Linked DNA regions of Homo sapiens: regions 1, 3 and 4 are each linked to region 2. The links are chromatin loops, found by intact Hi-C in ENCODE. Cell type or tissue: gastrocnemius medialis. All regions are shown on one strand. Region 1 overlaps PRKN (parkin RBR E3 ubiquitin protein ligase). Region 2 overlaps PRKN (parkin RBR E3 ubiquitin protein ligase). Region 3 overlaps PRKN (parkin RBR E3 ubiquitin protein ligase). Region 4 overlaps PRKN (parkin RBR E3 ubiquitin protein ligase).

Region 1 (8,000 bases), 110 kb before region 2:
ACCCAGCTAGACTAGGTCGCCCCCATAGCCCCCTCAGTCCAGTCCCTCACCTCCATAAACCTCTGTTAAATGAGGGTAATTAATAAGTATCTACCTCCTGGGGCCGTTGCAGCCATTAAGTGAGTTAAAACATGTAAAAGTCTTAGTGCAGTGGGGGCAAAGGTTATTTAGTGGCAGAGGTTATTTAGGATGAAAATGGTACTTATCCCATATATTTGTGGTGAGAATGACCTGAATAACCCACAGAAAGAGCACAGTGTGCAGCAAACAGAAGTTCATGAGTCTTGGCTATTGTATAAAAGACTTTTTTATGACTTGTTCAGACAAGATTAAAATCTTCAGAATGACAGCCATAAATTCATCAAGACTCTACGGTACAGCAGCAGCCCCCTCCCGTTCTACCCTCCTTTTAGTCAATCTAGTATTACAAGTAGCACCCAGGCCTTCCAGATCCCATCTCCTCCCTCTACATGGGAGATCAGTTTGCCTTTATAATACACACCTGCTGTTAGCCTTGGGCCAGAAGACATACCCTGAAAGTCACTAGAACCATTCGTTCATCAACCATAAAATAGTAAGATTTCCAACATATTAAGAAGTTTCTATCAGACATGGTGCTTAACATTGGATATGTATCATCTAACTCAATCCTTGCCACAAATGCATGAAGTAAGTGCTGTTCTCCTCCTACAATTAAAATGAAGAAAGTGAAGGTTAAAGCAATTAAGCGACATCCCCAGGGTTACGCACCTACTAAGCTGTGGAGTCAGGTTTTTAATCCAGAGCCTTCTACTCCAGAGCATGTACTTATAACCATTCCACACCTGTCCTTCCCACACATTCACCGTAGAGCATGGATCAGAGCCACCTCATACCCTCACCGACACTGCTCCACCATCATTAGTCCTAGCCGATAACACTGTGTTCTAACTATTATCTTTCCATAAATGCACTGGTACTCCAGAGGTTGCTACTCCCAAATCCCCCATTTCTCTCTTCCCTGCTTGTTACTGGTCCCCTCCTTCAGGATACTCTTACTATCCTCATCCCTACCAGTCAATGCACATAAATGACAGCTCACATTATCCCATTTTTTAAATGTGGGAATGGATTCCAGAGTCGGGATGTTGCTTCAGAAGAGAAGGGGTGGGAAGGCAAGTAGCTTGGGGTGCTGGGAAACCTTGCTAATTTCCCAGGGTTGGTTAGAAGGGGTCCTTTACCATCAGTCATGTTTACTTCTAGAAGCTCTCCTTTTGATGTCATTGGTTTTCTGCACAGCCAAACATTGTTCATGAGCTTAGAGAAAATATTGTTATTGGCTTGGTTGACAGCGTCTTAATCTCTTTATGTCTCAGCGTCCTCAGCTATAACATAGGGATAGGAGTAGTGCCTCTCCCAAAGAGTGCAAACTTAATCAATTGACTAATGATAAGCATGTGCAGTGCATGGCCCAAAATGGACATGATTAGCAACAATGATGATCAGGATAATGCATTTCAGAGTTGCTTCATGTGATCCACAAAAAGCAGTTTTTAACACAACTCATAAAAAAGCTTTTATGCCCAGATGATTCAGTGATCCAGGTATTCCTTCTCACATGGCTGATAACTAAGACATGCAGACTTTCTCTCTCATGTCACTCACTGACAGCGCATCTTAGAAACGTAGTGTTATATCTTCCCCCAGAACAGCCGCATCTTAGAAACGTAGGGTTATATCTTCATATCTTGGTGTTACATCCTCAGCCTCAGGATGCTGCTGTGGCTGAGGCTGTGCTGCCTGAAGGAAACCCCTGTCTGTCCAAGGCCTGTCTGTTTGGTTTATAGACCCACACAACCCATGGCTCAAGAAGCCACTGAGCCTTGTACAAATTCACAATGTGAGATGCTATAGAGAACAAATGACCAGTTTCTCCAGCATCTGAGAGGCGTGGAGTACAAAGCAGAAGAGAGACAGTTGCAGATGGCAGACAAGTCAAACAACCACTTGAACATCTGGGCTGGGTGTGAAGCCTGATTTCTGATTCCTGGAAACAGACCAACCATTAAAAAAAAAGCATTCAACAGTCTGGGAGAAAATATTGCAAAAGACCTATCGGATAAAGGGACTATTACCAAAATATACAAAGAACTTTTCAAAATTGACAGTAAGAAAACTATCAACAAGATTAAAAATGGGCAAAAGAGCTGAACAGAAACCTCACCGAAAAAAGATATACAGATGCAAAAAAGCATATGAAAAGATGTTCAACATCATATGTCATTTGGCATTTGCAAATTAAAACAATGAGATACCTCTACACACCTACTAAAATGGCCAAAACCCAAAACATGGATGCCACCAGATGCTGGGGAGGATGTGGAGCTCCAGGAACTCTCATTCACTGTTGGTGGGAATGCAAAATGGTACAGTCTCTTTGGAAGACAGTCTGGCAGTTTCTTAGAAAACTAAACACAGCCGGGCACAATGGCTCTTGCCTGTAATCCCAGCGCTTGGGAGGTTGAGGCAGGCAGATCACGAGGTCAGGAGTTCGAGACTAGCCTGGCAATATGGTGAAACCCCGTCTCTACTAAAAATACAAAAATTAGCCAGGCATGGTGGCGAGTACCAGTAGTCCCAGCTACTTGGGAGTCTGAGGCAGGAGAATCGCTTGAACCCAGGAGGCGGAGGTTGCAGTGAGCCAAGATTGCGCCATTGCACTCCAGCCCGGGCGACAGAGGGAGACTTGGTCTCAAAAAAAAAAAAAAAAAGAAAAAAAAAAACTAAACTAAACATACGCTTACCATATGATCTAGCAAACATGCTTCTTGGTATTTACTTGAATTAGTTGAAAACTTATGTATACAACTAAACCTTCATACAGATATTGACAGCAGATTTATTCATAATTGACAAATCTGGGAAGCAACCAAGGTGTCCTTCAGTCGATGAATGGATAAATAAACTGGTACTTCCAGACAGTGAGATATTATTCCATGCTAAAAAGAAACGTACTGTCAAGCCATGGGAAGACATAGAGGAACCTTAAGTGCATATTACCAGTGAAAGATGCCAATCTGAAAAGACTACATACTGTGTGGTTTCAGCTATATGATATTCTAGAAAAGGCAAAACTCTGGACACAGTAAAAAGATCCATGATTGTCAGGGGTTTGGGGAGGAAAGGATGAGTATGTGGAGCACTGAGGGTTTTCAGGACCATGAAACTCTTTTGTATAATACTGCAGAGGTGGATAAATGTTATACATTTGTCCAAACCCATAGGAAGTACAGCACCAGGAGTGAACCTCATGTAAACTGAGGACTTTGGGTGATGATGTGTCAATGTACATTTTGCATTTATAACAAATGTACCACTCTTGTGGGGAACACTGATAGTGGGGGAGGCTGTGCATGTATAGGGGAGAGGGGAGAGGGGAGCTCTCTGTACTCTGCTCAATTTTGCCGTGAAATTAAACTGTCTTTAAAAATAATCTCTATTGAAAAATGAAAAATTCTAAAAGTTTTGACACAACTGACTTTAGATAATAGTAAGGATGCATTGATTTTCATTAACATTTCAACTGCACCTTAAAGATGCGTGAGATTTTGTAAGGAAACATGGCCGAAGGACTTTTGGCAAAGACACTGCATGAACAAAAGTGGGGAAGGAGGAGAGTGAGGGCAGCATTCAGAAGACAACTTGGTGTTCAGTTTATCTGTAATCTTGGGAACAGCTGCGGTTTCAAATAATTCATTGTATTATTCCTGGACACCATTTCAGAAATCATAGCATTTTGGCATCCAAATTCTACCTTCTGAAGGGTCTTTCAAAGCTAGAAGAGAATAAAAATTCTTTACCCATTCGTAGAACTTGGTTCTGAATATATGATGACCTCAGCCACAGAGCAGTAATTCTCAAGATTAATTGTGCCTAAGAATTGTCAAGGGAAAGGGTTACTTATGGAAAATGCAGAAACCACCACCACCTCGAATCCAGTAGGTCTGAAATGAAACCTGCAATCTGCATTTTTCACGAGCAACTCAGCTAACTTGGATCCAGGTGGACCAGGGACCACATTTTCAGAAGTCAAACCATAGAGGTAGATGCAAGAGGCTAGAAGAGAGGTCCCACATTCCAAAGCCAATAAGAAGCAACAGGTGACATGAACGAGAGAAATGAGGGGTGGGAAACACTGATCTTAGCTTTTCACTTTCATACTTAGGAGAATTATGCACTCCACAAAGAAATACACTCTTTCTCTTACTTTTAGAAAAACACAGCCCTTTCCCACTTTTGATAGAGACATGGGACAGAAATATTTCCCTATATGCAACAGACATTTATGTGTAATGACAAATAGCAACTGAAGGGAAGGAGTGGAGGCCCAGGGTGTCCTCATTCTTCACTTTAGCAAGGGAAGTTTAGGATGCATCTTTTACGTTGATCTCCCAATCTGTAAATGTTGTCTTAGATTCTTTTCAAGCACTCTGTGAGCCAAAAAAAAAAAAAAAATGTGTGTGTGTGTGTGTCCAGACCCTGCTCACAAGCCACCAGTTGTGACCTTTGAACGAAACCCTAGCTGGGAAGGTTGGTTTGGACTAGATCACAGGGTTTCAGCCTGAGTTCTGAGAAATGTGCGGAGGTTGCAAAGCATCGGGGGCTTCAGTAGAAGATAAAGAAGAATCTCAATCCTCCCCCATCCCCATACACACACACTCACCCCATCTCACTCTTCAACATGACCATCTCTGCTTTTATTATGTATAGGTGTTCCAAAGCATATTTCACTTGAAAAATAGAATGTAGCCGCTAGAATTCCCAAAGAATATCCTGGATGTATTAGTCAGCACAGACTAAAGTCTGTTGCAGTAACAAACAACTTCAACATTTCAGTGGTTTGAAACAACAAAGGTTTGTTTCTCACGCGTAAGGCCTGTCCAATAGGGTTGGCAGGGAGACTGATGTGACCTCGTTCTCCATCAGGGTCGGCAGGTGGAGCCCTTCCTTCAGGAAGCAGGATGGTGGGAGGGATGGAGAGTTGAGTGCCAGAAATTAAAGGCTCTGGCCTCAAGTTACACATGTCATTGCCACCCACATTTCATTGGCCAAACAAGGCATTTGACGACATCTAACTGGGTTAGGACAGCACACCCTTCCCACAAGCTCTCAGGGAGAAGGGAGCTGAAGACCCTGTGAGCAGTGTGAATGGCTGGCACGGCGGGGTCATGTGGTGTGTTGGGAGGAGGCTTGAATTCCAAACCAGAGAGTGAGCTTTTATTTACTGAGGAATAGGAATTATAATGGGATCGTTGAGGAGAGGAGTAACATAACAAATGTAATAAATACAAACACTAATTATAAAAAGCTAAATATTCCATTTATTAATTAATACACTCTATAACATGATACTGATTTGCAGCCTGAATAAAAATCCCCTTGGTGAGCAGAGGTTTCTATCAGCTAAATTATGAATAGTATAGGTTAGAAATTGATTAACAATAATTTGTCTTTTTTCCCACATGTGAATTTAACCAATCTAATAAGAGCTTTATAAATAACTAATGAAAAAAGCCAGTCTCAGTGCTTGTGAGTCCTCCCACTGTGGAAAATTAGACCCATCTATTGAAGAACAAATATCCCCTCATGGAAGCAAAGGTTTCCTCTCTCCCGTCATTTGATCAGATTTAGAAGCATAATTACCATCATGCAATTTGAACTAAATATATTAAAGTATTTCTTTGAAGTGAAAATAATTGGAAAGCATCAGGAACAAGCCTTTCTATTTGAGACACCTTGGGAGGAGAGTTAGCCTCAACAAAGGCTGAAGCAGCTACAGCTACTGATCCCTGCTGCCGACTTCCCACCCACCTTGGCAACAGAACCAGGCAGAATCCTGGTCTCATCTTGTTTGCATTTGATGTGAATTCTGTCAAAAGGAAGAGATAATTGAGCTAGAGTTAGCCTTCTGAATTGAAAGGGAAAGGAGCGAGAAGAGCAGCTGAAAATACTTTGTGGTGCAAAGTATTCAGTCTGTAAGTGGGATATGGTGTGTGTGTGTGTGTGTGTGAGAGAGAGAGAGAGAGAGAGAGACATGTAAGCACTGTGCACACACACAGACTTGAGAATTGTACCCTTGACTCTTTTCAATGGGAATACAGAGTTTTAAAAAGGAGTAATATCTGTCTCTTATCTCTCCTAATTTATTCCCAGTTCAAGACAGAGGAGCAAGAACTTTTTTTTCTTTAAAGGATAACCTTTGCCAGAGGGTCTGTTTTGAAGGAGGAATGTCTGTGAGAGCTGAATGATGATGTCTCTCTTTCTTCCTGTAGTGGGGACACCCTGTCCTCCACTCGCCCTTACCTGGGAAGTTGTCCTAAGGAGGTACAAATCCCTTCCACTCCTTGGCAGAGCTTCCTGTACTTCTTTACCTGACTTTTCATGTTGGGAGTGAGGAAGTACTGATAAGTGCCCCTCCTGCAGGCCACTAGCCAGCAATGCCGCCTGGCCCTGGCCTGTGGGCTGACCCCTGGGAACAGGCTGTGGAGTCGTAGCCAGGAGGAACGGGCATGCCAGCAGGTTTGTGACGGGTTTTCTGCCTTGATGTATTTGCTCCTAGGGCTGCCATTATAAAGTGCCACAAGCCGGGTGGCGTAGAACAGCAGAAATGTGTTGTCTCACGGTTCTGGAGGCCAGAAGTCTGAAATCAAGGTGCCTCCAAGGTCATGTTCCTCTGAAACCCATGGGGAAGAATCCCTCCTTGCATCTTCTGGCTTCTGGTGTTTGCCAGCAATCCTTGGCTTGTGGCTGTGTCACTCCAGTCTCTGCTCCCATCATCTCATGGCCACCTTCTTGCTGTGTCTCCCTCCTCTTCTTCTGAGGATGCCAGCCATGTTTCAGTTAGAGCCAACCTACTTTGGTATGACCTTATGATATGGTTTGGCTGTGTCCCCACCCAAATATCCCTTAAATTGTAATAATCCCCACAGATCAAGGGCTGGGCCAGGTGGAGATAATTGAATCATGGGGGTGGCTTTCCCCATACTGTCCTTGTGGTAGTGAATAAGTCTCACAAGATCTGATGGTTTTATAAAGGGGAGGTCCCCTGCACATGCTCTCTTGCCTGCCACCACGTAAGACGTGCCTTTGCTCCTCATTGGCCTTCCGCCATGATTGTGAGGCCTCCCCAGCCATGTGGAACTGTGAGTCAGTTAAATCTCTTTCCTTTATAAATTACCCAGTGTCGAGTATGTCTTTATTAGCAGCATGAGACCAGACTAATACACCTTACCTTGACTAATTACATCCACAATGACACTATTTCCAAAGAAGATCTCATTCCAAGGTACTGGGTGTTAGGACATCAGCATATCTTTGTAAGGGATACAACTCAACCCATGACACTCAGGCCACTCGATCCTCCCAGCTAGCCTTGCCTGTGTGCACTGTCATTCTGATGCTCTCTAACAGGAACCAGGAAAATCTAAAGAGATTCTGTATTCCCATCAAACCGGGAAGGGCAAGAGCACATCACTTACATGTTAAGCCTCTTAATTACATTTATTCTTTGAACAAATGTTTGGCACTTCTATGTGCTAAGCACTGTGCCAAGTGCCCAGAAGATGGTCACAGCATGCCCCCATGACACAGAGGTCTAGAACGAACACCAACATTAAATAACCCTGTGCACGGATGCTGAGAAAGGGGAAGCTCAGGGTGCCATGGTAGTATGGAGTGAGGGCTGTAACCTAGTCTTCAGAACATTAGAAAGGCCTCCCTGCTGAAATAAAGCTTCACTGAGACCTGAAGGAAGAGTTGGGTCTAACCCCACCAAGAGAGCACGGAATTAGATTCTAGAAATGATGAAAGTAAATGAAGATGACCGTGCTTGTCATAGATGAACAATAGTTGTGTGAACAAAACAGGAACCTCTTTCTCTCAGGACATGGTCCCCATGGCTGGCTCTGTGGTAAGGAAACAGAAGCTCCCGTCTGTGGCTCTGCTGTCCCTTGAGCGTGCTC
Region 2 (8,000 bases):
TTAGCTGTAAGCTACTTGACTCCAGCACCTGGATTGCCACAAAGAGACACTGATCACCTACTATGTTCTAGCACCTGGATCTTGGGAAGACAAAGATGAATAAGATACAAATCCTATCCCTTTAGAAGAGGAGATAGGTGGAGACAGTTTCATATAGAGGGTGAAACAGTTTAATAGAGGTATGAGTAAGAAACAGGGCTTGGGAAGAAAACACCTTGATCATTTTGGCTGAGGCTGCAGGGGAAAGGGGCCAGAACAGGTATACCTGCAGGGCACCTATGAGACTGCTCAACATACAATAAAGGGTTAATGTATCATTTTGACTGATTGATTGATTGATCATTGAGGAGCTGCAAAACCTCCAAAGACAAAAGTCTGTAAGATGTGCTGGCAGGGTGTCCCCAAACATGTTCAGGCCTCTTTCCAAAGCTGGCCTTGCCCCAAGTTGCCCAGGGCGGGCCCAGGTATTCAGGGAAAGCATTTCGCCTCCCCTGCTGTGCTAGAGAGCATAAGGATACCCACAGGCACATGGGACAAATTGGGCTCAAATTGCCATATGGCTTGGATTTCACATTTTTACTGGCGTAGCGTAATCATTTCTACAGAGTCTAGTGCCTTGCTGCAGATTGTAAATGATAAGGTCACGAGGATTAGGGACCAGTTAAAAATTATAGAAGACATATGCTGTGCGTTTTACTAATGAATGGCCATATTCAAACATGTTCACTAATTAATGGCAATATTTGAATGGGCCCACTAATGAATGGCGATGTTTGAAAGTGGCATTGAATTTGATACTCTGTGACCAGTGCTCCAGTTCTAGAAGGAGCCAACTGCTCCATAAGGTCTGAGAAATGCTCATTTTAAAGCAAAATTGGGCAGGCCTTGCAGGATGGTAAAGGGAATTCTCAGTTAGATATTGAAATTTGCCCGCCAAGAAGTTTGTTTAGATGAACAGGATGGTGTGAACATATCATTGAACAAGAGTTCCAGCTTGCAACCAGGTCCTACCTTAGCCTTTGGGAACAAGGTAAGCCATGACACAAATGCCAGAGCTGGGGACCTTGGAAGATAAGGACTGTCCCCATAGGAATTGTTTTCAGAAATGGTTACAGTAAAGAGAAAGTAAGAAAAGAGGCGGGGGATTAGGGACCGAGAGCATACAGCACTCCCACCCCAGCTTCCCCTGTCCTCTGGCAGACTGCTGCAGTCAGGTCACCTGGCAAGCGTCACTGAGAGCCAAGTCTGCAAAGCTGAGGCTCACGACACAGCCACAAGTGAGGGAAGCTGCCGTTCCCCCATTCACTGTTTCTTTCTCTCTAACCTGGACCTCTAATTTGTTGGCTGTCTGTGTTTAAAGCCGCTGAGCTTAAATTCATTACAAGTCCTTTCCTGGCAGGCGGGCCAGATTCAGGCCCATCAGAATGAGACGACCAGCTCCATGTGTGTTGAGCTGAGGAAAGTCAGAGTGAGCCTGACCACAGGCCACTCCTGACCCAGCTTTGGCTGTGTAGACAAGACTTAAACGTGGTCAGAGTAATTGCTTTGGCTAGGAACACAACTCTGTGGTGACAAAACATGTATAAAGAAGGTCTTAGCAAAAGTGCTGGGATGTATTTGATATTCTTTTAAAGCAGCTTGACAAAGGCGGTGGTTGAGACCACAGCGTGTTGGGGAAGCAGCTTCCACCCACCTTGCTGCTAAGCCTGTGACTGACAAGGCTCGCGAAAGCAATCAAAATGGAAAGTCCATATGCCCTTGGACCCAGCTATTTCATGTCTAGAAATTTCTGCTACAGATTTCCTTTCACATGTGTGAAATGACCTGAAGAGCGGGACATTCCCTGCAGCTTTGTTTGTCATGGCAAAATATTGGAAGGACCTAAATGCTGATCGGAGGGGCTGGTGAAATGAACGAAGGCACATCTATCCACTGGAATATTGTGTGGCTGTTCAGGAAGAATGGAGCAGCTCTCCGTGTGCTAATAGACAGCCATCTGTAGCATGCATTAAACGAAAAACCAACAAGCAGAGTACAGCACATTATACAATGTTTTATAGGGTATTTTTGTTTAAAAATAGCATAAATTGATGATTGAGTGCAGAACATATTTCTGGAACAATACCTATACAAACAGGTGACAGTGATTGTCTCTGGGAAGCTATGTAGCTGACCAAGGAGGAAAGGAGACATTTTTCACAATGTACCTTTTGAATCTGTGCTACCTGCACATATTTTGCATTCAAAGAATACCTACTTTTTAAAAATCCATGACTCTGCAAATGATATTTCAGTAACGCTCTTAAAGAAAAGAAAAAAATAAATGGCCAATACACATTTTTAAGTTTATTTTCCCTTTAAGTTATGGTAAAAATCAAAACTATTTTGGAGTAGGAAGTAAATGTAAATGTCTTTGTCCGTAATTATAGACTGGATAGTTAATTCCCAGCAGAACCATTGTCAGGAGGACCACCTTATCATGGATCTTTTAATGTGAGGTGCTGAGGTCAGCCTGTTGAAAGTAAGCTCAGTGGGTCTTTTCTCCTCATTGCATGAACTCATCTTCTCTGAGGGGCCCTAGTTCTGAGACAGGTGGTACTAAAGTTTCCTACTAGACGGTACTCATAGTGAGTGGGTCAGTGCAGACTGCACAACTGAAAGATGGGATGGTTACGTGCACGCGCATGATGATAGATGTTGGTGTAAGAAAAGGGGATTTTCGGGGATCTTTTCAGAGCTTGCAAGAATGGAAATTAAACCAAAGAAAGTAAGGACCTGTTCAAAGAGCAAACCTAAAACAAAAATAAGCCTAGGGCTGCAGGGTGTTGGAGGTCACAATATTTTGTGGGAAACTAATTGGCATTGTTTAATATCCCTGGGGATTAGTACAGAATTTGTGAAAGACAAAGGAACGTGGGTACTCTACAGAGCTGTATCCAGCCTCCTGAAAATTCTTTCTTTTTAGCCCTTTGGAGACCACACATAGAACACTGTCTTCGTCTGTTTGCATTTGGAGCTTAGCACAGTTTAAGATTGCCTCACACCATGAGAGTCTGTGATTTTAAGATGTTGTGTACTTGAAAGGAAATAACCTTACTTTCTTCTTTTCAAAATTGTGTTTTAATGCATTATAATCTAACACCATCTCCGTTCTGTGGCACTGTCTTGTCAGAACGAGTTTTGCATATATCAGCGGCTGGTGACTCATAGGGAGACTTCCTCTCTTGATAGATTCCCTTTACAGAGGCTGGACTTACGTATCTCTGCTGCCATCTTCTGGAAAGCTACACACCAAAAAGAAAAATATTTCATCTATTCCCAAAGAAGTACAAATGTGTGCTTCATGCCTTTGATGTTTGCCTTGACTCTAGTAAGGGGTCCTAAGATGGTATTTGATTCTCTCCTATTCTTTTAACACAGAATTTCAGAGCCGTGGAAGAAAAATAAATGCACATAATAGAATGCTTTTATAATAGATGCAGCCATGATAGAAAACAGGCACAAAGAAATCTTGGCTTCCATAGAGAGATCATCATCAAGCCTTATTTTAAGGGTCATTGCTTGTAGGTACCTACTGGCTCTCAACCTGATTGATCAGCAGCCACTGGAATATTCCGATTGCATTAGAAGCTGTTCATTTGCTTCCTTTTCATGCTTCCACAGAGAAAGTACACATACAGCCCCTTTTGAATGTGTTCATTATGGAAATATGGGAAAGCAAACTCAAACATCAATCAAATGACTACTGCACTGACATGATATTGAATGAGAGGCATGATGGGCCATTCACATAGCTCTCTGGTAGTACAGAGCGTCTAAGGGGGCTGACAGTGACTTACCTCAGCATGTATACCAGCAAAGAGAGGCCTCATCCCTTTCTAGACAGCAGTCTTATGTCTTATGAGTAGTTTACAAGTGTGGCATTTCTGGGGAGGTGTCAGTTTTACCCGAGATTCACATAACAGTCATTATTATCAGTATACTGGGAACTGCTTTAATTAACAAGGCGCTTACTACCCTCTTATTTTTCTACAGACTCTTACCACTTGTTAAACATCATAGCCCCATGGAGAAAACTATTTGTTGTGTTGTTGTGTTTACTGTGTACCAGAAACTGTGTTAAATATTCTTTATCTTATTATTTCTTCTTTGTAGATGCAAAAAAGCTCAAGCAAAGAGATGTTGGGATCACACAGATAATAAATGATCCAAGAGGCCTCAGACTCCGGGTCTCTCTACCTCAAAGGGTTCACTTCTAAACACTAATCTACATCTGGTATTTAAACATGTAAAGATCTAGTACACGATTTCACAGATTAAAATGTGCTATTCTTTTATATGTTGCCTAGGGCCAAGATTTTACTCATCCTAAAAGTAAATACTCAACACATATTAGTTGCAAGACAAAAATATGACTTCAATGTTAAGAATAGTTTAGCTATTATGCAATAGAAAAAAATTGGCTTATTGAATTTAGCCTCTATTAAATCTTTTTTTTTTTATTCTATACCTCCTTTTAGGCATTTAGGATAAGCTGATGACTAGAATTAAGTTAAAAGTGTGGCACCAAGCTCTCAAGCTTGAAAACATACCAAGGAGAATGTATTAGGTGACCATGTTTATTGTCAAATGAAAGGAAACCACCACACTGTTGGAAGTGGTGAACTTTCTCCTGGTGTTGAATTCTGAGAGGAATTTGCCATATGGCTACCTGGAATTTATATATGTATATATATATAGCGAGAGAGAGAGAGAGAGAGAGAGAGAGGTTTGAACTATAATTTTGCAAATAACAGGGAAAGTTTAAATAGTTTTCATTACATCAGTTCTTTTGCAAAAGATTGGGAATAAAGTGACCTTGTTAAATTTTTTCTTTTTCTTTTTTTTTGGAGACAGAGTCTCACCCTGTCACCCAGGCTGGAGTGCAATGGCACAATCTTGGCTCACTGCAACCTCCGCCTCCAGGGTTCAAACGGTTCTCCTGCCTCAGCCTCCCAAGTAGCTGGGATTACAGGTGCCTGCCACCATGCCAGCTAATTTTTGTATTGGTGGTTCACACCTGTAATCCCAGCACTTTGGGAGGCCGAGGCAGGCGGATCACGAGGTCAGGGTTCGAGACCAGCTTGGCCAAGACGGTGAAACCCCGTCTCTATTAAAAATAATTTGTTTCTATAGGAGCTTTATCAGCCAGAGCTTCACCAGAGAGACCAGACCAGCAGGATGCTTATATCAAATATACATACACATACACACATATATGCATATATATGTGTATATCCCTACATATATATACATGCAGGCACACATTGTATCTATATATCTGTGTATACACAGATATATGGAGAGATTTACTGGAAGGAAGTGGCTTACACGGTTTCAGGGCTGGGTAGGCACCTCCTAAATCCACAGAGTGGCCATCAGGAAGGGCAGGCTGGAACTCTTGAGCACAGCCTGACGCTGCTGTCCACAGGTGAAATCTCTTCTTCCTCAGGGAAGGCTCAGTTATGCTCTTAGGCCTTTCCACAGATTGAATCAGCCCCCTTCAGGTTATCTAGGATAATCTCTCTTACTTAAAATAAACTGATTATAGATCCTAGTCACATCTACAAGAAAGCTTCACAGAAACACCAAGATTAGTGTCTGCTTGAGTAACTGAGGACCATAGCCTAGCCAAGTTAATACATAAACTCTCGTCACAGGGACTATAATACAGTCCATGTGTTTGATTGCCTTCTAACCAAATCTATAAGGGAATAGACTTTAGAGAGCCAATGAAATAAGTATGTATTATTTTATGATTGTTTAAAGACATTTAAAATTTCTCGAAAAAAAAAAACAACTCTACGGAAATGGATCACATTTGTTAGATCCACCACAAGAGAAGACAATCCTGAAAATGTATACGGTATAAACAGGACTCCATGTTTCCTGGTATACTAACTTCCATTCGGTTAATGTTGACTCATAAGGTTTGGAGAGGTATTATGCAGCTTAAGGGAGCCTCAGCAAATGTAAGACCATTTTTAAGTAATAGCAAATCCCTGGGTAAATTTCAGCCTTCTACATGGTTGGTTAAAGAAGGATCCAGGCGCCCCAGATATGAGACATGCAGCTCAGCAGAATGGATGTGAAAATGTTGGAGCTAGGTCTGCTTTCTTCCCCGGCAAGCTTTTTCTCTAGAAACAGCTATGCCATGGGAAGTGTTTGCAAACTGGCCCGAACACTGTCTTAAGAAGGAGTTTTGTATCTGCCTAACCCAGAGTTCCCCAGAATTCTGTTCCCCATGCCCTTAGCGGTTCAGTACATTTTTCACGGTATTTCTAGGCCAAAAGAAATGCCTAACAGTTGTGGTTATGAAAGGTTTTGTACCACGTAGCATAGTAAGAATTAATGTCATAACGACTTAATAGTTATCTGAAATGATAATTCACACAAATGGAAGGAAAAATTAGCTTTATTTTATTCTTAAAAATAATCACGTCTTGGCCAGGCACGGTGGCTCATGCCTGTAATCCCAGCACTTTGGGAGGCCGAGGCGGGTGGATCACCTGAGGTCAGGAGTTCAAGACCAGCCTGACCAACATGGTGAAATCCCGTCTTTACTAAAAATACAAAAATTAGCCGGGCGTGGTGGCAGGCGCCTGTAGTCCCAGCTACTCAGGAGGCTGAGACGGGAGAATTGCTTGAACCCGGGAGGCGGAGGTTGCAGTGAGCCGAGATGGTGCCACTGCACTCCAGCCTGGGCAACAGAGCAAGACTCTGTCTCAATAAATAAATAAATAAATAAATCACATCTTTGTTCCAAATGGATGTTTACATGGTATTTGTTTTCTATTCTGGTAACTTCCAAAAGCCCACCTTTGCAAAGATACAATGTCACCAAAAGGAAAATAGCACAATCTACATTAACACTGGGAACTACCTTGAGTTAATAAATCACATAGTGTTCAATAGCCATGCTGTGTTTTACTTAAAATTCTAGAATATCCCAGGCACCCCTGTGAGTTTGTTACAGTACCGCAGGGCACTCTGGTGCGTAGTGTGAGAACTGAAGGTTGAGAGTCTTGAGTCCTGGATAATGTAATTGAAAACCCAAACATTTTCAAGATCAAATCAGACCTTCTACATTGCACATGAGACAGATTCATGTTACTTAATTGGGAAGGACCACTGCATGATAGATCTAAATTTAAATTATACTTTGAATAGAAGCAAATTAGCCAGTGCCTCCCTGTGAAGTCATCACCGGAATATTCCTGCAGCATTTGCTTGCCTTTTGCCATGCTAAAGTGGGGAGGCTTTCATTTGATATGCTCTTCCCTTTCTCTTATTTCTCAATAGTCCATTCTTTGTAGTACTGGTGTGAAAGGGAATTTAATGTCTTTGTGTCAGGAAAAGCCTATTTATTCTGACAAACTGATCAGCCTCCAGGGTGTTCCTCTACCATGAAACTGATTTTATATCTCATCCACGAGCTAATAAGATGTGAACGGTTTTCCCTTTCACACCAACAGATAAGATTTGCTTCTCTAGAAAGCAGTGGGCTGAGACCCCATTGCCAGTTCTCCATGATTGGGCCTCCCGTCCACATTTTTCCAACAAAGCATGTAAGAGCAGAGGAATGAGTGTGAGGCAGACCCAAGTATTAACAGATAAATGTTTTTAAAAATAGGAGAAAATCCTAGAACTCAACTCACTATTCAGTGAATTCGCTTTTAGTTCAGAGAAAATAAGATGTCAGAAGCTGAAACCAGGTAATGTTGGTGATTTGTGTAAGGACGTTCTGATGCACACACGCTGTCCCACCAACCTTTAAATAAAGTTTACATTTCACTAAATTTGAGTTCAGTCTCTCTGCTGTGAGAAGAAATAAGAATATAATATGCTAAAAGTGATGGCTTGAAGATCAATTGTGGCATATCTCTGAAGAGATTGTTTCCTTATAAAATGCTTTTCCTTTTTGTTTCTGATGTCCTGAGATTAAAATACTTTTCAGATGA
Region 3 (8,000 bases), 51 kb before region 2:
CCCAGATCTGCAGGGAGTGCCTTTCCAGCCAGAGATGTCTAGCCTCTTGCCCCCACAAATTAGGAGGAAGCAGATAAAAGCCTTGCACGTAATGTGTAGCAAAAATGCAAATATTTGGATGGAAAAGATATACGGGAACGTCAGCATAGATGCTACCTCGGGGGACAGAGAAAGAGAAAGAAGAGAAGAAAGACGGAAGAAACTGGGATAAGAGAATCGCAAGATCTTTATGTCTGTAACCTTTGCTTTTTACAAATTTGAAGCAAAAATGCCCCCCGAAATCAGCATTAAATCTAAGATGTGGATATGTGAGTCCTGATTACATTAGTCTTTGTATTTTCTGTGTTTTGGAACAATTTCATTACATATGTGTATGTACACATACGTGTATATGCATGTGTATATGTCCATCTAAAATAATCAAAATGCTTAGGATCCAGTTAAGTAATTCATTCAAGGGCTGCATGGGAGTGGCCATTCAGAGATACGCAGACACCAAAGAATGATGAATTTCTGATATTCCAAGAATCCAGTGAAATATTACGGTGTGGGGAAAAGTGAAGATCTTTTATGGAGGCAAAAGGGAGGCGCTGAACAGAATCACGGTGTTTTCCATACAACGGCTAACACACAGATGTAAGATTTGATTGGCTACTGTTGACTTCACTCTAAGGGGGTTGCTTAGCATTTTATTATAAAGAGATAACAATGACCAAGGTCCCTACCTCCCACATCATTCAGTCTGGTTTGAATGAAGGCTATAAGTCTGGTTAAGGTCTAAGATCTCAACACAAAAATCAGGAAGCAGTGGTCACGCACCAGAGAGAAAAAACAGCCTGCTCTCACAACTCCATTTCCAGGGCTTAACTTTCCTCTAGGCCTGTGAAATTTGGAAGGTCCTGAAATTTTCTTTTGTTTTTACATATATGTATGTATGTGTTTAAAAGAAAAAGGAGGCCAGCCACGGTGGCTCATACCTGTAATCCCAGCACATTGGGAGGCCGAGGCGGGCTGATCATGAGGTCAGGAGATCGAGACCATCCTAGCTTACACGGTGAAACGCTGTGTCTACTAAAAATACAAAAAATTAGCCAGGCATGGTGGTGCATGCCTGTAGTCCCAGCTACTCGGGAGGCTGAGGCAGGAGCATCGCTTGAACCCGGGAGGCGGAGGTTGCAGTGAGCTGAGATCACTCCACTGCACTCCAGCCTGGGCGACAGAGAGAGACTCCATCTCAAGGAAAGGAAGGAAAGAAAGGATGGCAGAGGAATATGGGAGATTATTCTCCAACTTGTCTTCTTTACAGGGGGCCTTTTCTAAACTTAAACCAATACACAGAAGAAAAGTTATTTATAACTAAATCAAAATGTAAATTCATTTCTAATGAGTTCAGTTCTGAAAAGGTTTGGGGAATTCTGCTGTTAGGAGTTTCGAAGTGAATTTTAGGGTTTAGCCGCGGGAAACCCTAGATTGAGCATGTCAGAGAGAACCGAAGAATTTAGACACGCAGGAAAAGCTGGTCAATGAACAGCAGCCCATTCTCTGAGTGAAAAAGCAGCTTTCGGTTAACTTCACAGGGGGACTTAACTGTCCTAGTAGCAGGAAAGATGTTGCTATAGTAACGCTCAGTGTGGGGTGAGAAGGAAAATGGGATTAAAAAAGGATATTTTCCTTGTATTGACTTCTTTCCTTAAAGATCATTAAGAAGTCACCTACCCATAGCTAACAGAAAAGAAATCCTATTTAGCCTTAAGGGGGAAAAAAAGCCCACTTTTTCACCTGGGAAGGATAGGAGCTGCTCCCATGTCCTGGGGTACAGAGTAGCTTTTAACTGAATGTAGGGATATTTGGTTGAGGGAGTGGCTGTTGTCCTTTTCTATGTATACAGCAGAAAAATGGGTTGATGGATGGAATTAAATGGCAATTTAAAGAAATCCAAAGAGCTGTCTGTTCTGCAGTTGCCACCTCCCACGTGAACCTCCCTCATTCCTGGCTCCATATTCCTAGTGTGGGAGGATGGTTATAAATTAGATGAGGATGAATTGTTTCGTTTGTGCAGAGCTTTAATTTGATAGAAAGGGGAGGTCTAATAAATCATGGGTAGAAAAGAGGCTGCATTTAGTTTCAATCTTAAAGTACAGTTCAGGTTAACAAGGTTAAAAATAGATTGCTCCAGGAACAGGTATGAATTCCTCCATGACGCTCAGCCATCACAAACATCCTACTCCTTTTATGCTTCTACACAAAGTCAGATCTGGCTCAGACGCCAGGCTTCAGGGCACCAGAGTCTGCATCTGGTAGCGGGGAGGGCCTTTCCCCTCCCACAGCTGCATAGGTCCCAAGCCAGGCCCCTTTGGGTCTCAGTGTCTGCTGGCATCTCCCAGTTCCTCTAAGTCACACTTGGACCTCGAAACCTCCCCAAAGGCCTACAAGCATGGTGCTCCCTGCTCAGCCCCAGGCAGCCTCCAAGCCTCCCTTCCCAAAGGGAGAAATCAGAGAAATCCCTTCTCCAATTTTTTTGTTTTGTTCTGAGATAAGATCTCTCTCTGTTGCCAAGGCTGGAGTGCAGTGATACAATCCTAGCTTACTGTGGCCTCGACCTCCCCAGGCTCAGATGATCCTCCCACCACCCCACCACCACCCCATGCTCCAGATACCTGGGACCATAGGCATGTGCCACCACACCCAGCTAAGTTTTATATTTTTTATAGAGACAGGGTTTCACCATGTTGCCCAGGCTGGTCTCAAACTCCTGGGCTCAAACAGTTTGCCTCTCCTCTTTGTTTATGCTGCTGCCCTCTCTGCTCTGGTCCCTATCCCCGCCACTCCATCTCCCCACAGGAGGCTTTCCAGAACTAAGGCCTCTGAACTCTCCGGGCAAAGGAAACCACCACCCTGCAAGGCTGTCGATAGGGAAGGGAAGGGAAGGGAAGGGAAGGGAAGGGAAGGGAAACCCCTTGTATTCTTTGCTGGCGGCCAATAGCAGGAAAGTGGGCCCAGCTCATCACTCTGTGCAGTCACCTGGCCCCGCACGTGAAGGGAGACCATGCACTCTGCCCTGTGACACGCAGACCTGGTGCGGGGCAGCTGGCCTCTATCATGCTGCACCGATCCCATTCAGCTGCAGCACGGGTGGATGATACAGGTGGCCTCTTTCTCCTGCTGCCCTGTCAGACGCTGGGATGGCAGCCAGCTGACACTTCGATGCCTTGAAGTCCAGGAAAAGAGTCACAGTCATCTTCCTTCAAGCTTGGAGAAAGGACAGTCTTCCCTTATTCCACTCAGAGGTGTCCATGTGTAGGAGAAAGGGGAGGGTGGGCCTCAGCTCTCAGCTCCTCTGATCAATCTACGCTGCTTGACTCGGTGGCCAGGGGCACCACTGAGCCCCTCATGAGCCCCCAGCAACTGCATTCCAGCCCAAGTGGCCCTCCTCCCCTGGGTCAGTGCCGAGCACCAGCAGGTCACATGCGGTCTATGTTTTACAGTCCTGTCTTTGTGGTCAGGCAGCCTCTAAGTGGCCGTCAGAAAGTTGAGCCCCCTCTCCCCGTTCCTGTCTGACTGCTGTACACTCGTGCAGGGGGAGCTGTGTCAGCGCCGCGGCTTTGGAGAGGCTGAGCACGTCAAGTTCAAGAATTATGGGTTTTAGGCAGATGTGCCAGCCCTGGCATCTGGTCCCTGAAGCCCAGTCTACTCTTGGAATCCAGAGTAAAATGTAGGCAGGGGTTGGTTACCTAGAGATTAAAAAAACAAAAAAAGATATTGTGCCAAATGCCCTTTTTAGAAAAGACCATGCTAAGGATAAATGAAAATGAAGACTGGAGAGGTACTGGCTTTTTTTAAAAATAAATAACTATTACATACCTTAGCAAAACAGGAATAAATCTATTAAACTGATAACAAATACCTCTGGCCAAAACCACGGGAAGGCTTTTTTCAAAGCATTTGAAATGCAAAATAAACGACATGTAAAGATTCTGTCCGTACAGCATGTCAAGAGTGCCGTTTCATTCATCAAGGGGAACAAATGTTTCCACCGCCACGCGGTAGCGCTCGTGCAAAGCTCGCTGTTACTCAGGAGCCCTCGCTACCCGCAGACAGGCTGAGCACAGTGAATTAGCCTCTCAGGAGGAACTCAGCTTTTCAGAGCACAACCTCACCACGTCAATTAATATTTGCTGACTGAATGCCTGCTCTGCGTCTCCCACTAACCAGGGGCTGCAGGGACTTCTTGGAGCATGGCAAGCACCCCAAGCGCTAGTTTAGTCTAAATGGAAAAAGCATGCATGGAAATGGAAATGCCGGAGTAAATTCATGAGATCTAATGACCTTGAGGACTTCACACAGACATACACATTCCTGGAGGAAGGTGGTGGGGATGCTTTGGCTAAACCCATTACAGAGCACATTCTGTTCATCAGAGAATGTGTCTTTAAGGAAGAGAATCTCAATCGTTTGCTAAATAGGAAAGACAAGTTGACAGATGATTGGGAGCCTCTTCCAGGCAAGAGGATTTCCTTAGGAAGCTCACTCAGCCAGGCCCATCCCATGAAGCTGCCCTGGGATGGGTCCTGGAGAAGTGGTATCTGCAGCTCCCACCCGCTGGGCCTGGCCTGGCCGATTCCCAGTCCCCCAGTCCAGGAGCCAGAAGCTCCAGAGCTCACCGGCCCCACCCAGCCTCCCACACTTTTGCTCTTTGTCTGCCTAAGGCCTAAGCCTGGCGCCTCCTAGTTAGTTCGTGCACACTGAATCGAATTTCATGTAAATTAAATGCTAACAGGCTGCTGATGCCAGCATCTCTACCTTTGTCATTTAAAGTCACAGGCTCCTTAATGACTGCAATTAGGCAGCTCCGTTATTACTTGAGCTAGAGACGTTTAGAGAGGCATCTGTGATGGCAAAATGCTCAGCGTGCTCCACTCTTTCCATTAACCCCTTGGCTCTGCCTACCGGGGCATCAGTTTAGGCAGGAGTAATATTAGCAGCTGAAGCACACTTGTTTCTACCAAAGGTAAAACTGACTGAACTAATGACTGCGGAGGATTTCTTTCTCTTTTTTTCTTTTTTTTTAAATGGTTATGACCATTTAAAAAAACTGATTGTTCTTATAAATTGCAGTATGTACTGTCCACTCTGGGTTATCTATTTACCATTAATAATTTATATGGTGTGATTTGTAAAACTACTGTCAGGCTTCTTTCCTTACAATGTTACAAAGTCTGTGCGACAATGAACTTATCTTCCAGCGGGCATTGCGTGAGTACCTCTCAGGCTCCCACACCCTGTGGCGCTTCGTGGTACCATCAAACTCCTGCGCTTGATTTAGGCAATGCACGCCAGTTCCCCCGCCCCATGCAGGGCATGTGGTAAGTCACAGTGACATAGTATAAGACCACGCGTGTTGGAGGAACTTCACTCCCTGATTTTTTTTTTTTTTTTTTGAGACGGAGTCTTGCTCTGTCACCCAGGCTGGAGTGCAGTGGTATAATCTTGGCTCACTGCAACCTCTGCCTCCCAGGTTCAAGCAATTCTCCTGCCTCAGCCTCCCAAGTAGCTGGGATTACAGGCATGCACCACCACCACACCCAGCTAATTTTGTATTTTTAGTAGAGATGGGGTTTTTCCATGTTGGTCAGGCTGGCCTCGAACTCCCGACCTCAGGTGATCCACCCGCCTTGGCCTCCCAAAGTGCTGGTATTACAAGCATGAGCCACCGCGCCCGGCCTCGCTCCCTGATTCTAATCCCTACTCATTTTCTTCACCTCGAGCAGGTCAGTTAACCTCTCAGAGCCCCGATTTCCTCATCTGTGCACTGGGGAGAATGGCTTGCCTGAGGAGCAGCGTGGACACATTGGCAGTAAGTGAGAGGGTTTATGTTAAACTGCTGACAGATAGTGATATAAATGTTATGTTTAGTTGTTACGATGTCCAAAATGAAAGGGAAGAGAACCTCTCTTTTGCTTCCTGGCAGAGGCTCTCGGTAAGCTGTTCGTCTCCACGGCTGCATTCTAGCAACTTCGTTGAAAAGCATTCATGGGTGTTGGTGTGTAAGCGGGGCCCCGAAGGAACAGCTAAATTCCAAGCCACCTTCAGCTGGGAGTCCAGCCCGTCCAGTCCAAGACAGCGAAGGCCACCCTTGGTCCAGGTCGCCACCTTAGATACAAGCAGTGCTGCCCTTCCGCTTGGTGGTGCGGAACGGCACGCTATTCAGTGCCTTCTTGTACTCGCCCACTAAGGAGAAGGTCATGTGAATTATCCAAAAGATGAAGCCCGAGATTTTAAAATCATACTGAGTAATGGTTCTGAATAAAAGCCATTTGTTATGATCACTAAAGTAAACCTGTTTGTGGACAGTAAGAATAGTGTCTTAAATCTAGCCTTCAAGATTAAGGACTTTAAACTCATTTCATGGTGTATTTTTTGTGCTAATCATTTTATGTTTTTACTTATCGTAGGAGGTGGAAAGCCCCTTCAATGGCTCTGTACTGACTTTTGAAGTGGAGAAATAATTCTCCTTCAATTTCAGAGAAATTGAAGTTTACTTAAAGATGATTAAAAATCTTTCTGACAGACTTTGAGAAGGTCTCTCTTCTGACTGCTGTAATTTTAAATAATTCAGAGCCAGCTTGGCACATGTATGTTTATTAAAGTAGGGATGAAAATAAAACTCACTCGTGTGGCTGCATTAGCCCACTGAACAGTATTTCATCTTACATCGTCTCTATAACTTCTGAAGTGAAAACCAGAAACTCATTGGCGATGTCCTCCCTGCTTGCTGGGCTGATTGGCATGAGGCAGGGCCAGCTTTATCCACTTCCTGAAGACCATTCCTCCATGGTAGCCCCTTTGCCAGCCGCCAGACGCTCTTCTCAGAGACTCAGAACAGCAGGCCAGGGATGGAGGGAGGGAAGATGCCGGATGGCCGAGGAGCCCCCAGGCAGGTGGCAGCTGCAGCCTTGGCCCTTCCTGGGACCCTGAGGCCCCTGGGATGCCTTGGCAGCAGAACCTGTATCAGCAGGAGCAGCTCTGGGAACTGCGGGGAAGAACTGGAGCTCTCAGGACCCCAGATCCTCAGATCCTTTTTTTTTTTTTTTTTTTTTTTTTAAGAGACAGAGTCTTGCTCTGTTGCCCAGGCTGGAGTGCAGTGGCATGATCTCAGCTCACTGCAACCTCCACCTCCCAGGTTCAAGTGATTCTCCTGCCTTGGCCTCCCGAGTAGCTGGGATCACAGGCACGTGCCACCACGCCCAGCAAATTTTTGTATTTTTAGTAGATACGGGGTTTCACCACGTTGGCCAGGCTGGTTTCAAACTCCTGACCTCAAGTGATCCGCCCGCCTTGGCCTCCCAAAGTGCTGGGATTGTAGGCATGAACCACCGCACCTGGACAGGACCCCAGACTCTTTCTGTAGCTCACAAATCAACAAAATTAGTAAGTATGTGAACTGTGATGCAGAGCTTCCAACCACATCCCAAACTGCCATGGACTGCGCTTCTCTTCACGCTCGAGCAGTGATGGCTGAGCACCATGCTTCTCCGCAGAGCTGAGCTGCTCTTTCTTGCTCCTCACCAGGTTCTCTCCTGCTCCTCCTGCGGTGGCCACAGCTTTGGCTGTGCTGTGTTTTGTGCCGCAGATAGGCCCTTTCTGACTTTATTTGACTAACCCCCCAGAACCCCTGATGGTGTTTAGCTGGCCAAAATTCAAAAATCCCTCTGAGATGCTTGTAGTTCAGAACATTTTTGTTAGGAAAATCCTCTCTCTCTTTACCAATGAGATTTTGCAAGAACAATCCCATCTTTCTCTTTGTCTTTCAGCTGACATTTTAGTCTTAAATTTTCTAGGGACACCTTCAGTTCAGCCTCTTATCACATTAGACTCTTATTTGTATTCTGGAGAGATGCTGGTCTTTAATATTCTCGAAGACAAATAAAGAACCCTCAGAAAACCCAGGGCCATTCTACTTTCTACCTTCAGTCCTGAATGATGTCAGGGAGCTCTCAGGA
Region 4 (8,000 bases), 300 kb before region 2:
GACTGGCACAAGACTTTCCTAATAAATCTCAAGGGTTGTTTTTCTAACTCTATAAAATGAAGTTGTCTTTCTTAGATATGCTATATCTATACAGACAAACAAAATAAAACACCAGGCAGTCAGCTGCTACATACTGACCATGTAACCAGCCTACATAATTTGAAATATAACCTTCATTACAATTCCTTTTGGGGGTCCCAAATTGGATCAGATCTTCATTTCATATTTCTTTGGCTAGAGTGTAATAAGACCAGGTTTGAGAAAATGACACAGTAGACTGCAATTTCAAATTCCAAATGTCCTTATCCTAAAACACTACAGGGAAGAATTTCTCAGGACCAAAATGTCCTCTCAGTAAGAAGTTGCTTTTGGTACAAATGGAAGTTTAATAAGACAGTTGGTCACCTAGTTTGAATTTCTTATGTTGTGCTCACAGGCAGGAAACAAATGTTTGGTTTGGTTTTAGTTGGACATATCCTTAAATTTACTCCAGGAAATGGGGAAGTTGTAGCCTCCAACAGCTAACCCCATTACCTGATATACATCAGGTCCCTAATCAGATCTGAATTGAGGTGACCCTGTGCCCTGGAGGAATACTGGTAAGTAAACAGGGCAATGTAATTGAGTGGAGAAGTGCTGATGGGAAGTTCAGGGTCTTCTATCAGGGCCACTGAAGCCAAACTTTGGTGGGAGAAATAATTGGACTTTCCCAAGAAAACAACATGCAGCTGAGGCCTAAAGAATAAGTAGGAATTAGCCAGGATCAAAGAGGTTAGAAGGAAAGTTTTCCAGAAATAGAGAACTTCTAATAAGAAGACCCCAAATCAAGGTGAAGTAGGGTATGTTGAAGGAATTAAGAGGAATTAGTATAGCCAAGGAGAGCTGGGGAGGTAAACGAGGGCCAAACAGGCACTGCAATTGGAAAAGAAGATGGAAAAGATGTTCAAAGATGGGGAACATGGTGTCCTACTAGATGGCATCTAGTAGTGCAGTGATTAAAGGGCTTATAACAGCAACAAAGGTGGGAACCAAAGGAAGACAAAGCAGGTCAAGGAAGATTAGAAATACCCATGACTGCAGACCCTGCAGGCCACTAATAGTGTCCAACAAAGGCTTCTAAAGCTCTCCAACCAATTCAAAGTTGTAGATAATGGACAGGAGGGAAAAACAAAGGATTATGTAATTTGGAAATAGTTGAAGTAACTGCACATGTTGAAAGTGTACAGTCTGATACATGTTGTTGTATGTACACATCGGTGAAACCACCCTCACCATCAGGACGGTGAACTTCTCTATCACCCCCAAGAGTTTCCTCATCCTTTGTAATCCCTTCCTCTGACACAACCCTGTCTTTCCCCATCCATAGGCAACCACTGTGCTTGTTGTCAATGCAGATTACTTTGCATTTCCTGAAATTTTTATTATATAAATAGAATAATACAACCTGTACTCTTATTAGGTCTGGCTTTTTATACTCAGCCTAATTATATTGAGATACACGGTATTGAGATTATAGATTATATTAAGGTTATCCATGTTGTAACTTATCAATGGAATAGTTCATTCCTTTTTATTCATTCTTTTGGAGACATTTCACAGTTTGTTATCCGTTTACCTGTTGGTGGACGTTTGGGTCATTCCACTTTGGAACTATTAAAAATAAAACTGTTATGACTATTTACAACTTTATGAACATATGGTTTAATTTCTATTGGGTAAATACTTAGGAGTGGAATAACTGGGCCATTTGGATAGTGTATGTTTCTATTTTCCAAAGTGGTTGTACCATTGTACCTTCCCACTAGCAGTGAATCAGGGTTCCATTTCCTCCACCTCATTCTCAACACTTGATATGCTTCATGTTTTAAATTTTGGTTTTATTCTAATAGGTGTGGTTTTAATTTGCATTCTCTTAATGACTAACGATGTTGAGCCTCTTTTCATGTGCTCATTTGCCACCCTTGTATCTTCTTTTGTGAGGCATCCATTCAACTCTTTTGCCACTACTTAATTACACTTTTATTATTGAGTTTTTAGAGTGATTTCTATACTCTAGTTACATGTCCTTTATCAGATACATGAAAATATTTTCTCCCAAGGTAAAGGTTGCTGTTTCAGTCTTTTAATAGTGTCTTTCAAAGAGCAGATCTTTTCACTTTGATGAAGTCCAGTTTGTCAGTTTGTTCTTTTATGGATCATGCTTTTCTCTTCTGTTTTCTGCTAGAACTTTTATAGTTTAGTGTTTTACCTTTATATCTATTATTCATTTTGTGCAAATCAGTGGGAATCAAAGTTTATTTGCATATGAATATCAAATTATGTTAGCATTACTTGTTAAATATACTGTTTTCTCCTGACAGAATTGCCTTTGTACTTCTGTCAAAAAATCAATTGTCCATATATGTGAGGTTCTATCTATGAACTCTCTATCCTTTTGTCTTGATCTATTCTGTTTGTACCAATACCACATTATTCTGATAATTGTACATTTCTAATAAGTCTTAAAAGCAGATAGTGTTAGTTGTTCAGATTTGTCCTTTTAAAAAAACAGTTTACATATTCTAAGTCATTTGCCCTTCCACATAAACTTTAGAATCAGTTGATCAATTTCTCCAAATTAGGATTTATTCTAACTACTGTGGTTTCTTAGACAAATTTAGACTCTAGGCATTATCCTGAATAAATATTTGTTTCAATGGATGAATAATTTACCTTTGCTTGACTTGTATAGTATTTTTATGTGTTGGTGTTATTTTCTCCATTGTAAATTCTCCAATTTGTTGATCTGTAAGGCCCATTATCCTACTATATCCTTCTGGCTACATGTAGCCTGTCTGCATATTTGTATTTGGTGTGATTTTTTTTGCATGTTGTTGACATTTTAAATATATAGATCTTTAAGTGTAACTTGAAGTTTAGGCCATTGTTATTTAATTGATTCACTCCTTCAATCTAATCACAATTTAATTTAATTAGTCTCATATTAGAAGCTTTTGTTGGATTTTGACCCATGTTGTATGTTTTATAAGTAAGCATGTTTCTTTACTAAAGTGTTAGGTGTGAAATTATGGCCCATTAATCCAAGACATGAAAAGAAACACTTGGAACCTTTTATAAGGGTAATTGTTGGGAGTAATGAATCTATAAATACAGAATTGAGGGAAAACTAATAAAAATGAAAAATAAAAATGTAAAATGGCCTACATGAACATGGACCCTGACATTTAAAAAATTGTTCCACAATTAGAAAATGCCAGGGATTGATTTTCAGTAATTGTCCCTCCTTGATGTTTAATTAAAGAGTATTTTCAACTTAAAGGTCATGGTGAATTGAGTTTTCCTGGATAATGGTCAATGACAATGTGTTTGAAACAGATATTGAACTTACCAATGGCTTACAAGATTAGAGAAGAGAGGCAGGGAGACATTCTAATTCTGCTATTCAGTCCTGGGGAGAGAAAGAATACTGTTTTACATACTATCAGTTCAGAGGAGCAAATTAACCAACAACAAAGATAAAGAACGTTGAGACTAGAGACTGAATTTGTTGGACTTTATGAGAGGGCAAGCTTACATTTGGAATATTTTATTGTAGGAGCCCAGGTTGTACAGGGGCTGTGAGTAAAGAGTGCTCTTACTGAAGCAACAGCCTGCTAGAGCACAGTTGCTACATAGAGAAAGAGATGCCTTCATCTTTGTAGCTTTTCATAGGAAGCACGTAATTCACAGCAAATATTATAATGTGTGCATTCCATGATATCATTGTCTTTCCTTCTCTCCTAAAAGTTAGAGATTACAAATATCAGCTCTTCAAATTCCACATTACCAGAGGATGAGTTTCAAGAAAGGTGTCATCCCAAGTGGAGAATCACTTATAGTTTCCTTATTTCAGATACTATATTATGATCCACTCATACTTTGCTGCTAAGGGACTAACAGGCTACTTCACACGGAGCCACACAGACAGAAAGTGCAGGATCCTTGAAAAGTTTGTGTAGTTTAAATGACCCTGAGGTGCTGCCAGATCCAGGGAACACTGAGAACAGGGAAGCTACATTATGTGCAATGAATACTGGCTCTGTGCATGTGATCCAGGCAATCACCATTTCAATGAAAGAATGTAGGGCTTACATGTTCTCTTTAGTTTCTGAGTCATGCACAGTTCTACCTACAAAAAATCAGCAAATCGGGAAGTTGGATGCTTAGTACTGAGGCTGACTGAGCATGCAAATATCATTTTTTACAATAAAATCACAAAGTAGTAGTGCATTTGTGTGAATAGCATGAATTAGCTAAATTTAACATACATATTCCTATCTATGGTGCTTCTGAAATAATCTTAACAATAAATAAAACTTTGTAAGAGGGTAGAATTAGATACTTGAAATGCACTGATTGGGTTATATATGTCTAGATCTACATCTAGACTCACATGTATGCCTGCATGATACTGTGCAAGCTGTTACAGAAATAGAAAGACCAACGTTAGCCTCCAAGTTGACCACTAAATATATGTTATTACCAATAGCCTTGAAACTTTGCAGAAGAATTTAGGAATATCCTTAGATTTAGATACGTTCCTCAACTGGACATCTGGCATGTTGAAAACCTGAGGGCATGAAGTGAATGGTCTAGTCTACTTTTACACTGTAGTGGGGCATTTAAGTAAATTACATGGTACAAAACAGAGTTCTTCCCTTTATTTGTTCAGCAGATTTTAGTTCAGCAGAGTTTAGAAACTTCCAAATATCCCGTCCAAATATTTTAAGTCATAAAAATAGGGTGTCAACCCTGAAAGGACATTTATTCAGGATCAAGGCCTTGAAGAATGGGGTCTCTTAACTATGGGAAAAAAATGGTTTTCCAAAATTCTATAATGCTTACCATTTCCAAGCCCTTTTTATCTACTGATTGTCATCTGACTCTCTGCTAGCTATTTAATATCTTCTCTTTCATGCTGTATCCTGGACTGGGTCTTGTGTCCTATAGCTTCATCGCTCTTCTAAGGAGAGATGTATGTAATGCTTTGGAATAATGAGAGACGTATGTAATGCTTGGATGTTCTATGCAGATATGAGAATGCATGGCCTGTTTTTAAACACTTCTTCAGCCTCTGTCCGCCACCCAGTCCACTATGTAATCAGAAAAGTATTTCTCATCGTCTATTTGCTTAAAATTGATCACGCTATGATCTAAGCTCACTCTTCCTATTTTCTATTTTATGGAATTGAAAAACACCTCCTCACTCTTTTCTCTGTAAATGTCCTGTGCTCTCATGATTGACTGTACCGTTTCCAACTTTCTCTTCCAGGGTTTTGTCCCCATTAATCCTCACCCTGTCTCTCATCTTTCCCTCTAGCAGCCGCTTCTATGGAAAGATCTCAGACTTACAGGAAAAGACTTCTGCTCTACAAAGATGTCCTTGCCTTCTCAGTTGTCTTTAGGTTCCTTTCAAAATGGTTCAGACTCTTCATTTTGTGGAGTTAAGGCTCAAAATGCAACACTTTTGAGTGAGGTTACCAGGTAAACTTGCATTCACTTTGCTGGTGTAAATAACTGAGATCAGGCCTTTGCTGAGAACACATGTGGATTTGGGAAGACACTGAGTGCCCAATAGGGTGGTTACTAGTACACCAAGAAGTGGGCAAAGAGCAACAAAAGTGTTAGGAGCGGAAGAACCCCATTTACCCCTGGACTGGACATTATTAGATCAAAACTGCTTTCTCTGTCATTTGTTCATCATTATAGAGGAACCTCTCTCATTTCAGGTAGTTGAAAACAATTTTCTTGGCTCCCGGTATATTCTACCTCCATGGTTCTTCCTTTGAGCTTTTCCATTCCTTTTGTAGCCAGTTGGGGGCAGTGCTAATCTTCTCAATTCTATTGCCCTTAACCAAGGCAGGATATAATCAGTCATTAGGCAAAACCGTGTCCTAGTCCACAGTCCTGGGGCTGGTAGGGATGTCAGAGGCCACCTGGGTTGACCTGGGAGCCTGTAGCCTGTGACTACACAGGGATTGGCAGGCTTCAATGTAGATTGGAATTGCCTGGGGAGGTTTTTAAGAAATGCCGATGCCTGGGTCCCACCGAGGACAATTAATGATGAGGTCTGGGCATCTGAGTTTAGTGAATGCCCACCAGGAGATTCTGATCCCGCAGTGAGTGTCAAGCCACAGTTCGGGACTTCTAAGTACTGGGAGCCCCCACTTCACAAAGCTGCCAATTCTGTTTTCTACACAGCACAACTCAGCTGAGAATTCTTCCTTAGTTTGCATTGAAATCTGTAACTGTCATCCTCATGTTAGCAAACAGGGAGTCTGTCACCCATACGGTCCAGGTGAAAAAGTGGGAACTTTAACCACTGATTCCAAGAAGATTCACTATTTGAGAATCCAAAAAGGGATTTGGACAGTTAGATAGATGTGCATCCAGTTCTTAGTCAAAACCGAGTATTGGGATGTAATGGACATGATGTGATTGTCTGGAATTTCTTATTTAAGGAAAGGTGGGAAATTCCATCCTTTTCTACAGTTAAAAATTAAAAAAAAAATCCATAGTGACCTTTGCCCAAATAAAGAGGGGTAGGGTTATTTCATAGCAGTTATAAATTGCACACTGTGTGCCTAATTGCTTAAAAAAAAACCCCAAAGGGTATTTACGTTATGTATATTGTACCACAATTCAAAATTTAAAAGGACAACATTATGTGAAGTGCATCTGATTGGTATTTTACTGTTTTGATTTTTTTCTAGTCAGACTCAGTATACAGTTGATCCACTATGATGGGTTACATCATAGTCCATGGTCAAAATCTTTTTTTCTTATTATTATTACTATTAACAATCTCTAATTCAGTGCTGTAAACTATGGATGGAAGAAATAATCTGGTAAATGAAGGATATCAAAAGTTCTCTGTAACCTTTGTTGTGTTGTTGTTAAATGCAAAGGGGCTTTCGTGTGTCAAGCAGCAACGTGCTGATGCAGGTCTGATTCTAAGTGCTGTGTTTTAGAGAATGCTTGAGGTAACACCATTCAGAGTTTTCTTTTCTTTTTCCTTTCTGTCTTTTGAGGATGTCCTTCACTGAAGTACAAGGACATTTACAAGGATTTCTAGGCTTCTCCATCACTGCTTAGTGCCTGTGGCCAATCTATCTGTGATATACGGTAAATATTTTCCCTTGCAGGAAAAGGGCTTAGAGCTATTTCTCTGCATTGATTGAGCACATTAGACTAATATTTATCCATTTGAAACTTTGGGAATTGGCCATACATCATTTAGTAGCTGTGCACCCATTATGAAAAGTAATTGTATATTAGTATTTCCAAAAATTTACATCTGGGGTAGAAAACCTGTCAATCACAAATGTTTTCGTGATGATTACATTGGGGAAAATTAGAATTGCTCATGATAATGTGGTTGTTAATTTTAAAAGACATGTGACTTTTCCAATATTAGAAAGAAATGAGAGGGTTTCTAATACTTTATTTCAGGATCATTTTGAACCCCAGAGCTATGGCCTCCACAACTCCTATTGCTGGTCATAATTGTATGTATTGTTCAGCAGAGACACATAATTTTGGGTATCTCTTTCCTGAGAATTGAATATAAAAAAAGTGCCCAAACTTGCCAACTTTCATTCCTTGGTCCACCTGTAGTCAACCATCACCTGGCTGGGTGACTAAGTCACATACATTTTCCCCATGAAGGAAATCTGATAAGATAAAACACCCATACTCCTGTAAAGAATGGAGGGAAAAAAATACACCATGATTTATTTTTAGATAAATTAAAAGACAGAAAAAATCTATCTTTCGAACAAAGAGATCTATGTTGGTATTGCCCTGTGTGCCATTTAAAATGACATTATATTGGTTTTCAGAAATATTTAGGGCTAGTTTTTCTTCTATGTTTTATAAGCTTTTTAAATTATCTCCTTTTTATGTTTATGTGTTTTTTTAATTCTAAAGACATCTATTTTTATGATCAGAAAAATATTTTT

The links. Hi-C counts contacts between places; a loop is a spot of excess contacts. Peaks named below come from ENCODE experiments on the same cell type or tissue, not always from the same donor. Only the 100,000 strongest peaks of a DNase experiment are listed, where the experiment ranks them.
Region 1: it touches region 2 in a loop (18-fold over the local background); 12 of 110 quality-filtered maps call a loop at or near these places.
Region 3: a loop joins it to region 2, with 4 times the contacts of the local background. A loop is called at or near these places in 3 of 110 quality-filtered maps.
Region 4: it touches region 2 in a loop (6-fold over the local background); 22 of 110 quality-filtered maps call a loop at or near these places.

What each region holds. Positions count from the first base shown.
Region 1 is chr6:161,495,627-161,503,626 of GRCh38, reverse strand. All of the region lies in intron 9 of PRKN (parkin RBR E3 ubiquitin protein ligase), which reads left to right. Among named protein-coding and RNA genes, the nearest start is that of AGPAT4, 230 kb to the right of the region's middle. RefSeq lists an enhancer at 4,812-5,313. In gastrocnemius medialis, a CTCF peak has its summit at 4,972 (motif pointing right); a DNase peak (open chromatin) is centred at 5,076.
Region 2 is chr6:161,389,273-161,397,272 of GRCh38, reverse strand. All of the region lies in intron 9 of PRKN (parkin RBR E3 ubiquitin protein ligase), which reads left to right. Among named protein-coding and RNA genes, the nearest start is that of AGPAT4, 120 kb to the right of the region's middle. In gastrocnemius medialis, a CTCF peak has its summit at 3,273 (motif pointing left); a DNase peak (open chromatin) is centred at 3,211; H3K4me3 peaks cover 316 bases; H3K27ac peaks cover 301 bases.
Region 3 is chr6:161,440,748-161,448,747 of GRCh38, reverse strand. All of the region lies in intron 9 of PRKN (parkin RBR E3 ubiquitin protein ligase), which reads left to right. It overlaps LOC124901456 (a long non-coding RNA gene), which reads right to left. Exons shown (of 3, transcript XR_007059861.1): 2 at 1-3,731. Among named protein-coding and RNA genes, the nearest start is that of AGPAT4, 170 kb to the right of the region's middle. RefSeq lists enhancers at 4,017-4,521, 4,522-5,028 and a silencer at 6,365-6,565. In gastrocnemius medialis, no CTCF peak of the experiment used is centred here; DNase peaks (open chromatin) are centred at 3,147 and 4,067; H3K4me3 peaks cover 370 bases; H3K27ac peaks cover 1,993 bases.
Region 4 is chr6:161,693,065-161,701,064 of GRCh38, reverse strand. All of the region lies in intron 7 of PRKN (parkin RBR E3 ubiquitin protein ligase), which reads left to right. Among named protein-coding and RNA genes, the nearest start is that of AGPAT4, 420 kb to the right of the region's middle. In gastrocnemius medialis, no CTCF peak of the experiment used is centred here; no DNase peak of the experiment used is centred here.